Linked DNA regions of Homo sapiens: region 2 is linked to region 1. Evidence: chromatin loops called from intact Hi-C (ENCODE). Cell type or tissue: gastrocnemius medialis. All regions are shown on one strand. Links, peaks and the distances in the headings refer to the core of each region. The heading gives the core; the rest is flanking DNA.

The links. Hi-C counts contacts between places; a loop is a spot of excess contacts. Peaks named below come from ENCODE experiments on the same cell type or tissue, not always from the same donor. Only the 100,000 strongest peaks of a DNase experiment are listed, where the experiment ranks them.
Region 2: it touches region 1 in a loop (2.0-fold over the local background); 1 of 110 quality-filtered maps calls a loop at or near these places.

Annotation. Positions count from the first base shown.
Region 1 is chr11:86,980,712-86,985,111 of GRCh38, forward strand. All of the region lies in intron 2 of FZD4-DT (FZD4 divergent transcript), which reads left to right. Among named protein-coding and RNA genes, the nearest start is that of FZD4-DT, 27 kb to the left of the region's middle. In gastrocnemius medialis, for the core only: no CTCF peak of the experiment used is centred there; a DNase peak (open chromatin) is centred at 2,480; H3K27ac peaks cover 3,591 bases.
Region 2 is chr11:87,120,898-87,125,297 of GRCh38, forward strand. The region is part of intron 4 of TMEM135 (transmembrane protein 135); the gene reads left to right. Among named protein-coding and RNA genes, the nearest start is that of TMEM135, 85 kb to the left of the region's middle. In gastrocnemius medialis, for the core only: no CTCF peak of the experiment used is centred there; no DNase peak of the experiment used is centred there.

The sequences.
Region 1 (4,400 bases), core at 172-4,171:
CAACCGTAAAATACTCAGTATTAGCCCAGAGTAAGTACTCAATGAATGTTAACTATCTTTTTGACCACCCTAAAGAATACACCTTATCTACTTCACACTAGATTTTTAAAAACCTAAGGTTCTAAGAAGCTAAGTAAAAAAATTTCAGACCTATATTTATCTGACACTGATGGATATCTGTTGTTTCTCTCTCTTTTTTTTTTTTTTTTTTGAGACAGAGTTTCACTGTTGTCACCCAGGCTGGAGTGCAGTGGCACAATCTCAGCTCACTGCAACCTCTGCTTCCCAGGTTCAAGCAATTCTCCTGCCTCAGCCTCCTGAGTAGCTGAGATTACAGGTGCCTGCCACCATGCCTGGCTAATTTTTTTTTGTATTTTCAGTAGAGACGGGTTTCATCATGTTGGCCAGGCTAGTCTTGAACTCCTGACCTCAGGTGATCTGCCCGCCTCGGCCTCCCAAAGTGCTGGGATTACAGGCGTGAGCCACTGTGCCCGGCCGGATATCTGTTGTTTCTTTTCCCCAGCACCACTCTTTACCCAGGAAACCCATTCTCCTCCCACCCCTATTCCACTTTGTTTTGCTAGAACAGATTCTATCAGGCTCAAAAGTGAACTCTGGAGCAGATAGTATGGTTCAAATCTCAGCTCTGGCCAGGTGTGGTGGCTCACGCCTGTAATCCCAGCACTTTGGGAGGCTGAGGTGGGTGGATCACTTGAGGCTGGGAGTGCAAGACCATCCTGGCTAACATGGTGAAACCCCATCTCTACTGAAAATACAAAAATTAGCTGGGTGTGGTGGTGCATGCCTGTAATCCCACCTACTCGGGAGACTGTGGTGTGAGAATCGCTTGAACCCAGGAGGCAGAGGTTGTAGTGAGCTAAGATCGCACCACTGCACTCCAGCCTAGGTGACAGGGCAAGACTCCATCTAAAAAAAAACAAACAAAAAATCTCAGCTCTACCACTTATTGGCTGTGTAACTTTTGAAAGATTCCTTAACCTTTCTGTGCCTTAGTTTCTTCATCTATCAAACGAGGATGACAAAAATCTTTACCAATTGGATTCTTGTAAAGATTAAATAAGTTAATAGGAATGAAGTACTCATAGCAAGTGCCTCATGCGTGGTAAGTGCTCGGTAACTGTAAAGTCTTTTTCTTCTTACCCTACCTGTCTCCCAGCTATAGGGCTGGGCAAATGATTCAGATCTGGCCATCAGAGTGTCTGTCCTATCTTCTTGTTTACCATGATTGGTCTAGGGCAAGGTCAGCAAAATTTTTCTGTAAAAAGCAGATAGCAAATATTTTAGGCTTTGTGGGCCGTGTGGCCTCTGTTACCACTACTCAACTTGCTATGACAGTGGAAAACCAACTATGGACAATACAGAAACAAATGGGTGTGATTGTGTTCCAATAAAACTGAAATTTATGGACCTTGACATTTGAATTTCATATAATTTTCAGGTGTTATAAAATATTACTCTTATTTTTTTCCCCAATCATTTAAAAATGACAAACCCATTTTTAGTTCATATGCTGCCCCAAAACAAGAGTCAGGCTGGATTTGGCCGGTGGGTCATAGTTTGTTGACTCCTGGTGTGGGCATGGGCATGTGACCCACAAAGGGCCAAAGTCCTGCCACGGGATTTGATACGTGGACACTGGGAGAGAGTATGTGCTGCTTCCTTTTGGATCAAGATTTCCATGGCCATCTTCCTTTCCACAGGGAGAGATCCTGTGTATGGCAGGAGGAATGAAGCCAACAGCAAAAAGAATCGGAGCCCAAGCAGAGCCAGCTAAGAAATAAAGACAGAGACAGCAAGCCCTGAAAACTTTATCTGAGCGTCAAGATCTAGCCATGCCTATTAGTTCCATGAGCCAATAATTCGATTTTTGTTTTTTCTAATATAGGTTATAGTCAGGTTTTGGTCACCTACAGTGGAGTTCTGATAGATACTTAAGGGCTTGTTTTCCTTACACGACATAATACCACCATACATAATTATTTTTAAAAAGGGAACACTAGCCTGTATTGTGTAGTTACCATGTGCCAGGCAATTTGGTAAGTGCTTTCACATGTGAGCTCTCATTGACTTCTTATAACAACGCTCTGAGGTTGGCATTATTATCCTCACTTTACCAAGAACACAGACACATTTGATGCCAGTAGATTGCTTGCTGAGGTACAGTATTTGATGGCAGAATGAAGCAGCTAAAGGGATTAGGGCAAGTGGACTGTTCAGGGCCATTTTCTCACCCACCTCGCTCCCTAAGAAAGAAGGATGGCAGAGTATACTGTCAGGGCACACTTAATCCCTTTTCTGGGAAAGAGGACATGTACTGATCAGAAATCCCCACTGTTCCCTCTTCTGGGCAGTGGGGAGTGGCGGTCCTGGAGTTCTTGCCCAGCTGCCCAGCAGAGAGTGGACGAGCAGCTGAGGCACACTGACGAACAGCCTGGGTTAATCCAGGCTGCAGCTTGCAACTCCCTTGCAGGACCCATCCAGGATTTCCTTCAGAAGTATCACATCACAGCAGCTGGCTGGCTTGACTTTGCCAACTGCTTGACCCCTAGCTGCACAGGAAACTTCAGCAGGTAGAACTTGGCCAGCCTCAGGAGTAGACACACCCTGACCTCCTTAGGATAGAACAGAAAGGCTTGCACAAACAGGGCTTGCACAATAGAGGATGAGAAAGCGGCCAGGGAAAATAATCCTCCACATCCATTAACCCTCACCTTGACACATCAGCCCTTTGAGTTGTGGATTGAAGACAAAGAACTACCATATTAATAGCTGTTACTTATTGGACAACTCCTGTATCTCATTCCATTTATTATAATAGCTCTTATTATCAATTATTGTGTGCCAGATACTTTACCTAAATAATAATAATTATTATATTATATATATATATGTGTATATATATATATATATTTTTTTTTTTTTTTTTTGAAACAGTCTCACTCTATTGCCCAGGCTGGAGTGCAGTGATGCAATCTCAGCTCACTGCAACCTCCGCCTCCCAGCTCAAGCAATTCTCCTGCCTCAGCCTCCTAAGTAGCTGGGATTACAGGCACCTGCCACCACACCCAGATAATTTTTGTATATTTAGTAGACACAGGGTTTCACCATATTGTCCAGGCTGGTCTCGAACTCCTGACCTCAAGTGATCTGCCTGCCTCAGCCTTCCAAAGTGCTGGGATTATAGGCATGAGCCACTGCACCAGCCTAATTATTTCTAATTATCAGAAACCTTGCAAAGTACACATTAAATATTACCTACTATTTTATAGACAAAGAGACCAAGATGACTAGAGGTTACAAAATGATGAACACTAGGAGGGAAGGGGAATTTGCACCTGGTCTGTCTCTATTTCCACCCACTACCATGTGAGATGGGAGATGAAGCAGGAGGAGAGGGGCAATATTTTTCCAGCCTTCAGCAGTTGGACAGGACAGGTCAAGCCACTGGAAATGGAACATGAATCTTGAATCCCTCTTCAAACTTTTTGAAGGCAGGGAATTGTGTTATTTTGTATTTACATGGTATACATCAGCACATAACTCATACTTGGCCCAGAGCAGGAGCTCATTGATGTTTGTAGAATGAATGAGTAAATGAGTCCAGGTGTCTCTTGCTTTCAGTAAAACAGGAAAAGACTGAAGGGGCACTGATTTGATGATGTCCTCTCTTTAAGTTGCTTCCTGGAACTCTTAGAAGTCATATGAACTCTTATGGGCATCTACCTTACCTTTTAGTACAATGGAGTAGAAGTTCACCCAATTTCACGGTAAATTTTATAGGATTGCTTTACCTAATGCCACCATAGGGGTCTAAAACAGGTAGTGCATGTTTCAAAAAATTGTCTCTACTGGACTTTCTTCTTGAGGCAGGGAAAAAATTCTGATTTCACAAACTTGAGGGTTTTCTTGCTGGGCCTTAACCAGGCAGTAATAAGCGCTGGGTGCTGAGAAAGTTAAGCAGAGACCTTTAAAATGGGGATGGAGGGCAAGGCAAGGAAGGAAAAATTGGGCACAAAGGTCAAAAGTTGGAGCTTTGCCTATTCTATTCCCTGGCCAGCAGGCAGGCCCTGAACTCAATTCCCTTTTGCTTGCTCTCTGGGGCAAGGCTGAGTTAGCAAGCTATAAATTCCACTAGTCCAAGTGTGAGGAATGTGGAGATGAATGTGGAGAAGTCTTCGTTCCAGAGGAAAGGGCACAACAGCGGGCCAGCTGGAGACGGAAGACAGAACATATCCCAAGTGCGAGCCAACAGAGATTTGAAATTAGAATCTGGGCTCAACCTGCACCTGGGTTTTAAGAACTCTGTGATTGTAAGTGGATAGGGCTGTCAAGTAGTTGGAAGAAAGTGTGTAGAGTCCTGAGGTGACATGGAGTTGATT
Region 2 (4,400 bases), core at 98-4,097, 140 kb after region 1:
AATTCATTTACCCAGCAAATTTTGACTCTTCATATGTTTTGTACATTGAATTAAGTGTTGGGGAAACAATGATGAATTGAGAAGCTCAAGGTTTAGTGAGATGTAGGTACCATTCAATATGTACATTACTGTATGATATGGTAAATATTGTTTCAGCAAAGTGGAAGAAGGGGCAGAACAACTGCCAGAAATTGTAGGGAAAGATTTTCTGTGGAGTCTGCATTCTTGAAGGATGAGCAAGAATTTTCTGGATAGGTAAACAAAGCAAAGAGAATTCTCACCTGAGGGAGCGTTGTGTGCACAGGGAGTCCTGAGTTGATGGGGCATATTTATTCATCCTTTCTTTGTTCATTTATTTATTCTTTATTCAACTAATATTTATTGTACACCTATGTACCAGTTTGGGTGCTGTGGATAGCATAGTGAACCTGACAGACATAATCCTGTCATAAATTCAGTATAATGTAGAAGAATAAATAATTAAAATTATGATGAGTATTGCAAAAGAGTAAGCATGGGGTGTTACAGGTGTATGTAACAATGTTAAATATAGGAGAAGCTTCTGGAATATTGAGGAGTGGTATGAGATGGGACTGGAAGGAGGGATTTGGTCCAATTTTGAAAGGTATTATATACAGAGCACAGGAGTTTAAATAACATTTTATTAATTTTTAAAAAATTAGCTACAGAAGTTCCACAGGAGATTAAACTTTCTACTTTAGGACAATCATTTTGAATGTACTTTTTTTTTTTTTTTTTTTGAGATGGAGTCTTACCCTATTGCCAAGGCTGGAGTGCAGTGATGCAATCTTGGCTCACTGCAACCTCCACCTCCTGGGTTCAAGTGATTTCCTGCCTCAGCCTCCTGAGTAGCAGGGACTACAGGTACACGCCACCAAGCCTGACTAATTTTTGTATTTTTAGTAGAGACGGGGATTCACCATGTTGGCCAGGGTGGTCTCGAACTCCTGACCTCAGGTGATGCGCTCGCCTAAGCCTCCCAATGTGCTGGGATTATAGGCGTAAGCCACTGCGCCTGGCCTGAATGTCATCTTAAGGGTAGATCATAGTAGGACTAGATTTGATAACTTGGCCAGTTAGGTTCTTATGGTGTTCAATTAGTAAAACATTTTAATTGCTTAGACTTGGCACATCAACAGCGAAGAGAAGATTGGAGGGTGTCAATCTACATCTGAATTTTAAATCATTTTTTTCAATTCCATTTTGTACTATTTTCAGGAGATCTCTGCTAGATATTTTCTGCCTACATTATACATATTAAAGCAAATTAATAGTTTTATTCCACATTCTTCCATTATATCCAGCTTCCCCATAACAATGACTGCTGTCATCTAAGTTATTTCGCAAAGACAACAGACTATTCTTGACTGGCAGGTTTATGTTTTGCTAGGTTTTTTTTTTTTTTTTTTTGTCAAATCCTGATTTATTTTAAAACTTTAAATATTTTAAAACTTTAAATTTGTCATCATAAAATCATAAAAATCTCCAGAGTTTTTGTTCATTTATCATTTAGTTTTTATATTTATTTATTTATTTATTTATTTATTATTTATTTTTTTTGAGATGGAGTCTTGCTCTGTTGCCCAGGCTGGAGTGCAGTGTCATAATCTCGGCTCACTGCAACCACCACTTTCCAGGTTCAAGTGATTCTCCTGCCTCAGCCTCCCAAGTAGCTGGGATTATAGGTGCTTGCCACCATGCCTAGCTAATGTCTGTATTTTTAGTAGAGACGGGGTTTCGCCATGTTGGCCAGGCTGATCTCAAACTTCTGACCTCAGGTGACCCACCCGCCTTGGCCTCCCAAAGTGCTGGGATTACAGGCGTGAGCCACCGCGCCTGGCCAGATCATTTAGTTTTTAAATCTATCCGGCTATTACTTGGTCAGATCTCATCAGTACTATGCAGTACTCATCAGTACTCAGTACTGCACCTGAACCCTCTCTCAGGTATTAATTCCTCCCTTAAACATTAATGCTGAAGTCCAGAAGTTGAGTAACTTTTTCTATTTAGAGCTTCACAGTAAATTTTGCCAGCTTTGTGGGTCATATGGTCCCCTGTGGCAACTATTTAACTTTGCCAGCGTAGAATGAAAACATACATAGACAATGTGTAAACAAATGAATGTGTCTGTGTTCCAATAAAACTTTATTTATGGATGCTGAAATTTGGTATCATATTATTTTCACATGTCAACAAATATCATTCTTTTGTTCTCTTAAAACTGTTTATGTTAGTCTTCTAGGGCTGCTGTAACAAATTATCACAAACGTGGTGGCTTTCGGCAACAGAAATTTATTCTCTCTCAGTTCAGAGGCTAGAAACCTGAAAGCAAGGTGTTGGCAGAGCTATGCTCCTGAAGTTTCTAGGGAAGAATCCTTTCCTTGCCTCTTTGAGCTTCTGGTAGATCCTGGGAATCCTTGGTGTTCCTTGGTTTATAGCCGCATCATTCTAATCTTTACCTCTGTCATCACATGGCCTTCTTCTCTCTCTGTCTGTGTGATTTTGTATTTGGATTCCCTCTTCTTTCTCTTATAAAGACACCTGTCATTGGATTTGGTGCTTCCTCTAATACAGTATGACTTTACATTAGCTTGATTACATCTGCAAAGACCCTATTTCCAAATAAGGTCACTTTCACAAGAACCAACATACAATTTATCATTTGTGGGGACAATATTCAACCCACTACACTATTAAAAAATAGAAAAATAATTGTTATTTTGTGGGCCATACAAAACAGGTGGTGGGGTGGATTTAGCCATGTGCTCTATTTGCTTATTCCTGCTCTAGCCAGAGTTGCCTTTTTATTTATTCTCTCAATAGATGCCTTATTCTTACTGGGAAACAAGTTGAGAATTAACATTTATTGAGCCCCTACCATCTTCCAGACATTTTGCTGGGTTTATTGACATCTTTTCTCTTGTTTATTCTTCAAACAATCCTATAAAGCACATATTATCAGTAGCTCATGAAACAAGCTGAAAACATTATTAAATTTACTTGCTCAAGCTTACATAATATAGCTAAGAAACAGTGACTCTAAGATTTGAATCTGCACCTGAAACTAAGTGATGATAATGTTTTTCTCTTTCTACTCTATCACTGTAGTTTCTCTGTGTGTAATGACTTAACATTGCTCCTTGCAATAGGTCTATAATCCTTAATCTCTTGTTTTAGCCCTTCATTAGGATGATTTCACATGAGCAATGTTTCACGTCTAATTTAGTTGCTTTGGCTTTATAAACAGAAACCAATTTGGTTGGCTTAAGATAAAAAAATAGGAATTAAGGGGAAGGACAGTTTGATGGCTCAGAATTGAAAGAAGTTCTAAAGAGTCGAGTCTCAGGAAAAAATGGAACTAGGGCATCTACGGGAACTTAGCAGCAGGACCTTTTATATGACACTGCCATTAAAGTGACTCAGCTCTAACATTCCCCTCCTTCCACCTTGCCTTTAACCTCAAATTTTAATTCTTTAGAGGGAGAATCTGTTTGGCTTATTTAGGTATAATCTTGTGCTGGATCAAACTACCTTAGCAGGTGGGAGGCCGCAGGGGAAGGGGGCATGGCTCAAATGTGACCTGTGTAGCATTCTTCCTGAATTAAAGCATAACTCAGTTTTTTTTCAATGACATTTTTTGAGTCAAGTGACATTCATGAGGCTTCTCTGTGTCATAAAGGGTCGTGTGGAATAATCTTCATTTAATACGTATGTGTTGATATATCCTGATATGTACCAATGACAGTGATAAATCTGAATTTGGAAATCTTTCCTCTATGTTAGGTTATATTCTCTTCTGTTCTTCCATAGCTGTTAGTTCATTATTCTGTAGTAGTAATTTTCCTTCCTTTCTCCTCCTTCCCTTCATTTATCCCTTCCTCCCTCCTTTTTCCCCTCTATGCCTTCCTCTCTTACTTCTGTTCTTCTCTCATTACACTGATAAGCTTTTCCAGAGCTGGGATTTTATTTAGTCATATTTATCTTTTAATGCTTGAAACAGAAAATGCTGTTAGGGTAAATACTAATTTTGTTTCCTTGCTTTAGTTGCTACTTCTCTTACTTCACAAATACTGAGTAATTGCTCTGTGTCTGGTATTGTTTTGAGGCCAGGGCACGAATGAGGCTCTGTACTTGACTTGACTCGTTAGAACTTCTTTCAATTCTCTGAGCCATCAAAGTGTCCTTCCCTTTAATTCCTATTTTTATCTCAAGCTAACCAAATTGATTTCTGTTTATAAAGCCAAAGCAACTAAATTAGGTATGAAACACATACATGTGTGTTGTGTTTGAGGCCAGGGCACAGATAGCCAATGCGCTGTCTTTGTAGACCTTACATAATAGAGGGAAAGTGGGACAATAATCCAATAAGTAAATAAATT